2 separate regions of the Homo sapiens genome follow, and region 2 is linked to region 1. The links are chromatin loops, found by intact Hi-C in ENCODE. Cell type or tissue: ascending aorta. All regions are shown on one strand. Each heading gives the region's core, and the rest is flanking DNA. Links, peaks and the distances in the headings are about the cores only. Region 1 overlaps CAMK2D (calcium/calmodulin dependent protein kinase II delta). Region 2 has its middle 290 kb from the start of MIR8082.

What was found. Peaks named below come from ENCODE experiments on the same cell type or tissue, not always from the same donor. Only the 100,000 strongest peaks of a DNase experiment are listed, where the experiment ranks them.
Region 2: a loop joins it to region 1, with 6 times the contacts of the local background. A loop is called at or near these places in 3 of 110 quality-filtered maps.

The regions. Positions count from the first base shown.
Region 1 is chr4:113,682,895-113,688,285 of GRCh38, forward strand. All of the region lies in intron 2 of CAMK2D (calcium/calmodulin dependent protein kinase II delta), which reads right to left. Among named protein-coding and RNA genes, the nearest start is that of CAMK2D, 76 kb to the right of the region's middle. In ascending aorta, for the core only: a CTCF peak has its summit at 2,012; DNase peaks (open chromatin) are centred at 1,698 and 2,027; H3K27ac peaks cover 4,230 bases.
Region 2 is chr4:113,438,741-113,444,131 of GRCh38, forward strand. No RefSeq gene overlaps it. Among named protein-coding and RNA genes, the nearest start is that of MIR8082, 290 kb to the left of the region's middle. In ascending aorta, for the core only: no CTCF peak of the experiment used is centred there; no DNase peak of the experiment used is centred there; H3K27ac peaks cover 8 bases.

The DNA.
Region 1 (5,391 bases), core at 123-5,122:
TAAACCCATCTGCATTCACTGCTTTACTTAGATAAATAAAAGACTCATAGTTTCATCATGTTCAATCATCTGCTAGCTACCCTAAATACATTTGAGTCACATGATCTATAATGCAGAAAACAAATAAAAAGGTATTTGGAAATTAGTCAATGCTCATCCAACATCTGAAAACTGCCTTTCTAAATTAAAGTGAAGAGTGAATAAAAATCTAAGGAGCAAAATATTTTAAACACAACTAATATGTGTTATCTTACCCTATTCATGACATTTAATTGGTGATCTCAACTCCAGGTAATAGGCTGTGTGCACTTATTTTTCCCCACCCACCTCCTATCATACACAGACAAAAGAAACTATCTCAAGTGGGTGTAATGGTTCAGTTTCAAGCATTTCAAAATCCTCCACCACCTGCACAGGAAACTGTGACTGAAAACCAGACAGGGCACCGCAGAGCAGCACTGATGATACAGGAACATGGCTGAGAGGTGAATCTGGTTACTAGACAGTTGAATGAAATCAGCAGAGGGGAGATGGTACTCCCAATGAAGAGCACATGACACTTAAGGGCAAATAAACACCACCATACAATGAAAGAAGCACCAAAACCGGAGTTACTTATTAAGTGCTACGGAAACACAGATGAGAGAAAATACAATTTTACAACAATGCATAAAAGAGTTGTGAAGGCTGATATGGGCTTTGAAGAATAAATAGGCGTTTTCTGGGTAGAAAAAGATGAAGTAAATTTCAGATAAAAGGAATAGCATGATTAACATCACAGAGTCAGAAAACTATCTGGAAGGTTTGGAGAACAGCAATAGTTTGATATACTTGTCTGTGGATAACAACCTCAAATGTGAGCAGGGAAAAACATAAAAAGCTAACAAATTAATCCTGTGCTAATATGTTAAGATTTTCTGCTGCAGGAAATATCGGTTTTGATCAGAGGCACGAGGAACCAGATTCTGTGTGCAACACAATATAGTAGTTAAGAGTATAGATTTTAGAGTTAGACTGCCTGGGTTCAGACTGACTTTACCACTTAGGATTGTTTCTGACCTAGAGTGAGCTTTTTGACCTCTCTGTACCTCAGTTTCTTCTTTTGTAAAATGAGGATGTTAACAGCACCTACCTCATGGAATTGTTGAGAGATTTATATATAAAAAGTTAGAACAGTGCCTGGCATATAGGAAGCAAGACAAAACTGCTGGCTATGAATGCTGTTTTTGAAAATCAGGGTTGATGACACTGTGGAGTACACAATGGAACCAGAGAATGAAAGTCTACAGGCAGGGACTTCAGTTAGAAAGCTAATGAAAATTGTATCTGTAAAAATTAAATGCATCTGTGAGTACATTTCTTTGTAGAGATAACCACATTGGATAGCCATGTATCATATAAATTAACACGTCATACAAAATATATTTACATAAAAAGTCAGACACATGTATGTATGCATGTGTATGTATCTCCAAATCTCTTAGGCAAACTCATATACATGCCAGAATATAAGACATAAAAACAAATATACTCCCTACAGACAACCTTGTATGTACTGTATGTATAATTATAATTTCAAATTTAGTAAGTTGGAAGGTAAATGACTGAAAAGAATGATTGCTTTTTTCTTCTTTGTGTAACAGAGGACTTGCTCAGAACAAGGGAAGAAGATGACTATGCAGCTGCTCGGTAACAGCGTCTAGTCACACTCTGAGATACTGAGGTCAGCAAGAACAGAGGATGCACACTATGTCCCATCTTGCCTTTCTGCCCAGAAAGTCTCAGTTACTGGAAAAGCTTCAGAAATATTTACCAAAAAATCCATTTGAAATCCTGAAATTCTACTTCTCAGAAAAACAGTATTACTCTTGTCTAGAAATAACATTCAGGCCTCAAAGTGCTATACTGTCATTACTTCTAAAAATAAACTGAGCAAATCCAAGTCTTGAGGTCAGTTTCAAATAATGTGCTGCAGCAATGACACAAGCAACAGCTCCACTCTGTCCCACTGGAGGCAGTGCATTCCCTGAGGGCTTGAGAGCACAGGCCTGCTGCTCCTCATCTCTCCCTGGAAAGAGCTGGCAGCAGATGACCAGACAGGCCTCTAAGGCAGAAGGTACTGAGCAAAGTCCTTCTCTCTTTGTTGATTCTCTTTAGTAAGGCACCTGGAGAGAGTAAACCAATGATAGGAGGGAGTCGCCAATCCAGCAGCCTCTCCAGATGGCAGCTCAATTTTTCTCCTAGCATCCTCTAAATGATTTTCTAAGACCACCATCATGTGTAAGAATGCTTGATACCACCTTATATCATTTGAACAGATACAAATGACTTACATTTCAGACTTCTTTTTTTTTTTTTTTTTTAGACAAGGTCTTACTCTGTCACCCAGGCTGGAGTGGAGTGGCGCGATCTCTGCTCACTGCAGCCTCTGCCTCCCAGGGCTCAAGCAATCCTCCCACCTCAGCCTCCCAAGTAGCTGGAACTATAGGCGTGCGCCACAACACTTGGTAATTTTCATATTTTTTGGTAGAGATGGGGTTTCACCATGTTGCCCAGGATGGTCTTGAACTCCTGGCTTCAAGTGATCCTCCCAACTCAGCCTCCCAAAGTGTTGGGATTACAGGCATGAGCCACTGCACCTGGCCACATTTCAGACTTTAAATAGGAAACACATGAGCCCGTGAAAGGTAATAAATTAGGTGTATAAATTATGAAAAATTAGAGAAAAACAAAATTAGGTAATATTACAAGAAGTGACAAGTAGAGACATTTTAATTTTATGTCAATGTAATTAATTGATGCTATAATATAACCAATGCTATTTTTGAGAGATAGGGCTGATAATATTGTGGAGTATGGAACCAGAGAATGAAAGTCTACAAGCAAGGGCCAGGCACGGTGGCTCATGCCTGTAATCCTGGCACTTTGGGAGGCTGAGGTAGGTGGATCACTTGAGGTCAGGAGTTCAAGACCAGCTTGACCAACATGGTGAAACCCCCGTCTCTACTAAAAATACAAAATTATCTGGATGTGGTGGCGCATGCCTGTAATCCCAGCTACTCGGGAGGCTGAGGCATGAAAATTGCTTGAACCTGGGAGGCGGAGATTGCAGTGAGCCGTGATCATGCCTTGCACTCCAGCCTGGGCAACAGAAAGAGATTCTGTCTCAAAAAAAAAAAAAAGTGATAAACTAAATAAACGAATAATGAATAAATGCCAAGTCACTAAAATGTACTTGATTCTAAGCAAGATATCTGCTATTAAAACTTAATTTTTATCTTGAAAGAAATGGGAAGAAATTATCAAAATATTTTCAGATAATAAACTCCAAATAACTGATATTTATCTACATAGAAAGTTGTCCTTTACTATCTTTGTAGTAGTGTCTTCTACTATGGTTGTAGTAGTGTCAGTGCCTGTACTTTTTCTCAATTCTCTGTAAAAATACCTAAATATTGTTTACATATCTGAAAAGGTACAGGGACATACCTATATTCCCAAGTTTTCCCTTACAAAAGTAATTAACTTTTTATTTCTCTGCTTTGCTAGCAACAAAACTCTCAAAATCTTAAGTAAGGTACCCTTCTAATTGCCATAATAATTCAAACATTTCTTTAGGACCTCTAATTGTAAGAGATGATTTTTATTACACCTTTGATGCATTAATTTTTAAATTTAAGAAGGAAGCACACAGCTTACTTTTGGAATAAATTTCCTCCTGGAGTAATCAAGAATTTTGGAAATTAATTCTGTAAAAATTGTGAGCCACAACCCAAGCATCTGGAGTCCTACAATGCTCTCAATATATTTTTAACATGATCATTGAGAAAAAAGCCATCAGCCCTTATTTCTCAACGAGAGCCATTCTCATCCATAGTGATTAGTGTGAGATTTTACGCCAAGCTTTCATGAGTTTTAAGACAAACTTATTAAGCACCTTTCTTATTTACAATACAGGTATGTGTATACACACACACACACACACACACACACACATACACTTCAAGTTGCTCAATTTTAAAATAAAGATATCTTTTAAAAATAATATAGGTAGAAGGGACCAAAAAATGTAGCTCCAAAATGTAAAACTCCAGATTCATGGATATAAGTTTCCCAGGAAGGAAAAAAAATCAACTATGTATATAATAAAATGTTTGCAAAATTCACCTGGTAACCAGCCATGAGCACATGCATTCTCTTCTTTGAACTGATATGGTCGTGACCTTTCTAATCTGAGTATGGAAAATTATTAACCTTCTTCTCCCTTCCCCATTTGAAAAAAATAATTTCAACAGTCCTCATGTTAGATTTCCATTCAGGTGTTACTGAAATGTAGGAAAAACACATATTGGAGTATGTGGTAACCTTTTTATATGTTCCCAAGTAAAACCCATAGCAATACAATATTCACACAAAATGGGTGATGGGATGTTTTTTAACTTACTAACCATCAATTGATCTTACATGTCATTTTCTGTGGCTTGTGGTCACAAACCCTCTTCTTAAGGGCAAGCGAGGTCATCAATCAAATCCAATTCAGATGGCTTAACCAACTAGCATGCAAACACTGACAACCTAAATATCTGTTAGGCCTTTTATTAGGTGCACTAGTGACTGACATGGACCAATGGACACTGCCCTCCAACTCGAAATCAACAAGTCAGACAAAGGGTAGTAATATAGTTTGCTACAAGAAAAGAGCAAGTTTGTCTTGTGACTAAACAAGGAAACTTTCGGTCTCTAAGGGTTTTTATCTGGCACATCCTTCATATGAAATAACAAACTCAAGAATTCCTTGGACACCCAACCACCAGTTGAAAATGGGGAGCTTCTGACTGTTCTTGCCAGTAACATAAAAGCAGCCAAATACAAATGGACTGTTTTTATTCTCCTTTGTCTTTAAGATGAAATATTAAATCATCAGGCACCCTACCTGTTTCCTACATCCCTTCTTGGTTCAATCATCACAGAGAATCTTGTGCAAACATTATAATTTTAAGATACTTCTCTGTTACAAAATGATACATGAATTATAACTAATAAAGCAGTACACAGAATAATACTTATATTTGCAAAATGAAATACACACACGGAGAGAAATAAAACATTCACTAGGTAGATCAGGCTCAGCAAAATAAAAGCATTTAATTCTCTTGATTACTAAATAATGACTGATTTTCCATGGTTCCTAAATCTGAAAAGGCCTTCCAGAAAATTCTGCCCTCCAATGTAATCTATCAAAACTATATCTGTTGCAAAACAGTACAAAATTCTTGCCATCCAAAAGCAGCATGAAGCAAACTAATGGATCTCTCCTTAAGATTATGTATCTGCCAAACGTGTGTCCCTCACAAGGAGGTCTGTGTGTTCCCAGAATTTCATCTGGTACTA
Region 2 (5,391 bases), core at 339-5,338, 240 kb before region 1:
GGCTGCCCTAGAAAGGGCATGGCCTTGATTCTCTGTAGCTGAGGCTGACTTTGAAGAAGCTGACAGCTGTAGGTTTTTGAATATCACACTCACCACAAGCTGAGAGCAAGACTTTGTTTGAAGGAGATTTGGACAGTGCTTCTTCTTTATCAAAGGAGCTTTTAAAATTTCCTTTTAAAAATAGTCCACTCATATGTCCACACAAAAACTTGCAAATGAATGTTTAAAGCAGCATTACATATAATATCCAGAAAGTGGGAACAACCCAAATGTCCATTAACGGATGAGTGAATACATAAAATATGTATCCATACAGTGGAAAAATATTTGGCAATAAAAATAAATGAAATATTGATTGACGCTACCACATGGGTGAACCTTGAAAGCATAATGCTAAATGAAAGAAGCCAGCTACAGAAGACCACATATTGTATGATTCTATTTATATAAATAGCAAGTCTATAGAGAAAGAAAATAGATTAGTGGTGGTTGCTTGCTTAGGACTGGGGTGGGATTGGAGTGGGAAGTGATTGCTATTAAATAAGGGGTTTCTTCTGGGGATGATGAAAATACTCTAAAGTTAGTAGTGATGCACAACCCTGTAAATATACTCAAACCATGGAAATGCGCACTTTAAATGGGTGAATTTTATAGTATGGGAAGCAGACTTCAATAAAGCTTTTTTAAAGTCACCATTAAAGTAAGGTAGGCAATGTGCTTCCTGCTTTCCTCTGAACATGTTCCGCTAATCATCATTATCATGATCATTATCATTGTCAGCAGCATTATCATCATCATTAATATTTATTAGGCCCTTGTACCAGGCACTCAATTAAAATGCATTGTATCCATTATCTTATTCTATAACAACCGACTTTTATTACTCCCATTCCAGATACAACTGAGGTTAGAGAGAATTGGGAAATTTGCCTAGGACTACAGAATGAGTGATATCAAAAGTATCATTTAACCTCTCTGATTTCAGATTTGCTCAAAACTTTAATATCTGTGTTTTAGGAATAGATCAAAATACTGGTGTTAATTTAGTTGCACTGTCCTAAAATTAACCTCAAAATGATGTGATTTTATATTTTACATGCCCTGTCCTCTGTGAAGTTTAAGAGAGTATAAATCTCCTAATTATTCATTTCATTTTTATTTGGACAATTAAGTTTAAATAGATTTCACTACTTCTGGAAACAACACCCCCACTCATAATAAAATCATTATTTACTGGCATCTAGAGAAATCTGAAGGGAATTAGGCAGTGGCACAGAGTGTTTTCTATTGGAAGACATTACATTTTCTTTCCCTTTTTTTTTGTTTTTTTTTGAAACAGTCTCACTATGTTGCCCAGGCTGGAGTGCATGGTGTGATCTTGGCTCACTGCAACCTCTGCCACCTGGGTTCAAGCGATTCTCCTGCCTCAGCCTCTCAAGCAGCTGGAATTACAGGTGCACATCACCATGCCTGGCTAATTTTTGTGTTTTTAGTAGAGACTGGGTTTCACCATATGGGCCAGGTTTGTCTCGAACTCCTGGTCTCAGGTGATCCACCTGCCTCGGCCTCCCAAAGTGCTGGGATTACAGGCATGAGCCACTGTGCCCGGCTGACATTACATTTTCTTTGCATGTTGTTATGATGAATTGCAGAAGACCAAGGCACTGAGAATAGAGTCACGGCAATGTGTGTGGAGTACTGAATTGTCTAAACTTGTAGACCGGTAACTTTTGGTTTGTTTTTATGGACAGTTGCAAACTTCTTGATACATGGTATGGGAGCATTCCTTACACCACAATTTTATCTGACAGAAAGTAAGACTGCCAACAAATGACCTCACGGGACACAGCCTCAAAAAATGTGCCCTGGCCATTTTACTAACAAACAGTACTCACTCAAGCGCAATTTTAACCTGTTGTAGTTTAGAAAAAAATGAGTTCAGAATCCATTGTTGGTGGATGTACTTTACCCTGGAGCAAACTAGTGTCTGAGGAACTGGGAATTTCATCTGGAGAAAGTCATTCCAATGTATACTCCAAGGAGGATTATTTTTAAAATAAAATAACTTTTTGATGATAGAAACAACTTTCTAATGATTTATTAGATAGAAGCAAATACAAATCAATTCAGAGATTTGAAGTTACTGTCACCAAGAAAAAAAAGACAAATTACACATATCATAAATGTAAGAGAGATCCTCACTACTGATCATATGGATATTGAAAGTATAATAAAGGAAAACTATGAACAGCTCTATGCAGGCAACTTTGATAACTTAGAGAAAATGGACCAATTACTTGAAAGACACAAACACCAAAACTCACACAAGGAGAAGTAGAGAACCTGAATAGGCCTATATCTATTACATAAATTGAATCAATAATTAATTACCTCAAAAAAAAAAAAAAAAAAAAGAAAGCACCAGGACCATGGTTTCCCTGAAGAATTCTACCAAACATTTAAAAAAGAAATAATACAAATTCTCCACAATTTCTCCCAGAAAATAGAAGCAGGGTGCACACATTCTGTGAGGCCAGCATTACCTTAACACCAAAACCAGATAAAGACACTTTAAGAAAGGAAAACTATACACCAATATTTCTCAAGACCATAGATGTAAAAATTCTCAAAAAAATCTTAGAAAATTGAATCCAAAAATTATAAAAAGTATTTCTTTAGACACACACACACATATATTCTTGAATATTTATATTTGATATGCTCAATTTTTTCTCTACCTTCTTCAATATATGAAATATAATTGTAATACCTGTTTTGATGTCTTTGCCTGCTAATTCTGTCATTTGTGTCCTCTCCCGATCTGTTTCTTTTATTGGTTTTTCTCCTGTCATGATTCACACCTGATGATTTTTTTTATTGGATGCCCGCCATAGTAAATTTTACCTTATTTGTTGCTGGGCACTTTATACTCCTGTAAATTATTCTTAAATTTTTTTTCTGGGGGCTCCATTAAGCCACTTGCAAACAGTCTGATCTTTTTTGAGACTTGTTTTTAATATCATCAAGTGGGATCGGAGAAGCCTTTAGTCTAGGGCTAATATTCTCCCACTACAGGGACAATACATTTTTGAGTACTGCATCCCATGCCCAGTGAATTACAAGGATTTTTTTCTCTGGCTGGTGAGAGCACAAACTATTCCTGGGCTTGTGTGAGCCCCAGGGATCTCGCCAGTTAATTATCTCAGGTGTATTTTTCCCTAGCCTCACTGATCAGTACTCAGCTGAAGGCTAAAGGAGAATCCTCTGCAAATCTCCACAGCATTCTCCATGCAGTTCTCTTCTCTCTGGCACATTGTCCTATGAATTGTAGCCGCTTTGACCTCCCTGTTCTCCCACCTCTATCTCTTCAACTTGGGTACTTGGCTGAGTAATGCCTGGATTTTACCCGCCTTGTGCTGTAGGCTGGAAATCCTCTGGCCTGTATGCTAGGGCAATTGCCGGGCTCACCTTGATTCTTCCTATCTCTGAGGGATTCACTGTCCTGTGGTGCCTGATAGCCAATGTCTGAAAACCATTGTTTTATAGATTTTGTCTTTTTTGAAGTTATTTCAGGGAGGAGAATAAATCCAGCCCCTCGTACTCCATCTTGGCCAATTTAAATAATTTGGGATGCTTGATTTCTTCCCCACCTCTCCCCTGTCCTCCAAATGCTATAGTCATATTGTCAATTGCTATGTTTGGCGACTGTTTTTCCCTCTCTGTTTCTGTCCAAATCTATTTTTCATCTTTTTCTGTTCATCAATATCTACTTGTCCTTTGTTCTTATTCTAAATTTAATTATCTATTTAACACCCAAATCACTGTTTATAGTCCATCATCAGAAATGTATTGGAGGAGGATGGATTCCAAATGGTCTGTCCCCTGATTGTTAAGAATTTAGGTACATGGTTACATTTCTGATTAGTTACTCTGTACCTCTTTCTTATTTTATCTAGTACAGAAGCTCTTTTTTTTTTCTTTTTTTTTTTTTTGAGACGGAGTTTCTCTGTTGCCAGGCTGGAGTGCAGTGGTGTGGTCTCAGCTCACTGCAACCTCCACCTCCCGGGTTCAAGTGATTCTCTGCCTCAGCTTCCTGAGTAGCTGGGATTACGGGTGCCCACCACCACACCCAGCTATTTTTTTTTTTTCTTAGACATGGGGTTTCACCCTGTTGGCCAGGCTGGTCTTGAACTCCTGACCTCAAGTGATCCACCCATCTCGGCTTCTCAAAGTGCTGGGATTACATGGGTAAGCCACCGTGCCTGGCCCACAGACATTCTTAAAGTGTGATTCAAGAACATCCCGGGGTCCCTGAGACATTTTCAAGGATTGCAAGAGGTTAAAACTATTTTCATTATAATACTAAAACCTTAACTTCCTGTTTCATTCTTATTCCTTCACGAGTGTACAGTGTTTTCCAGAGGCTCTATAATGTGTGGCAAGGCTGGACACGGTGGCTTACACCTGTAATCCCAGCACTTTGAGAGGTCAAGGTGGGTGGATCGCTTGAATCCAGGAGTTCAAGACCAGCCTGGGCAATATGGCAAAACCCCATCTCTACAAAAGATATAAAAATTAGCTGGGTGTGGTGGTGGTGCATGCCTGTAGTCCCAGCTACTTAGGAGGTTGAGGTGAGAGGATCAGTTGAGCTCAAGGAGGTCAAGGTTGCAGAAAGCCATGATTGAGCCACTGCATTCCAGCCTGGGCCACAGAGTGAGACCCTGTCTTAAAAAAAAAAAAAAGTGTTGTGACATCATTCCTCTGAGAGCTAATGGACAATGTGCTTGAATATTTTTGTGTTTGAAAATTTTTTAGTTTTCATTTTTTTAAATGGCAAATATCAATAAATATAACCTACACAGAGAGAAGCTTTATGAGGTTATGAATTACATTTAGGAGTGTAAAGTGGTCCTGGGACGAAATTGAGAAACACTGCTCTAGGTTTCATAAATTCATCCTGTTTCCATTCCAGTTTTTAAATGGACAATGGCTATTCCATTTCTTGGGATTTCTCACTTACAAAATTAGCTGTTAGACTGGATAGCATCTATAAGCTATCCATTTATCTGGGCTTCTGAAAATGAGGCATTTCCTTTTCTTTCTTTCTTTCTCTCTCTTTCTTTCTCTTCTTTCTTCCTTTCTCTTTCGCTTTCCTTCTTTCCTTTTTTCTTTCTCTTTCTTTTCTTTCTTTCTTTCTTTCTTTCTTTCTTCCTTCCTTCTTCCTTCCTTCTTTTCTTTCTCTCTCTCTCTCCTTCCTTTCTTTCTCTTTCTTTCTCTTTCTTTCTTTCTTTCTTTCTTTCTTTCTTTCTTTCTTTCTTTTCTTTCTTTCTTTCTTTCTTTCTTCTTTCTTTCTTTCTCTTTTTCTTCTGCTAGTACCCATATAACAAAAAT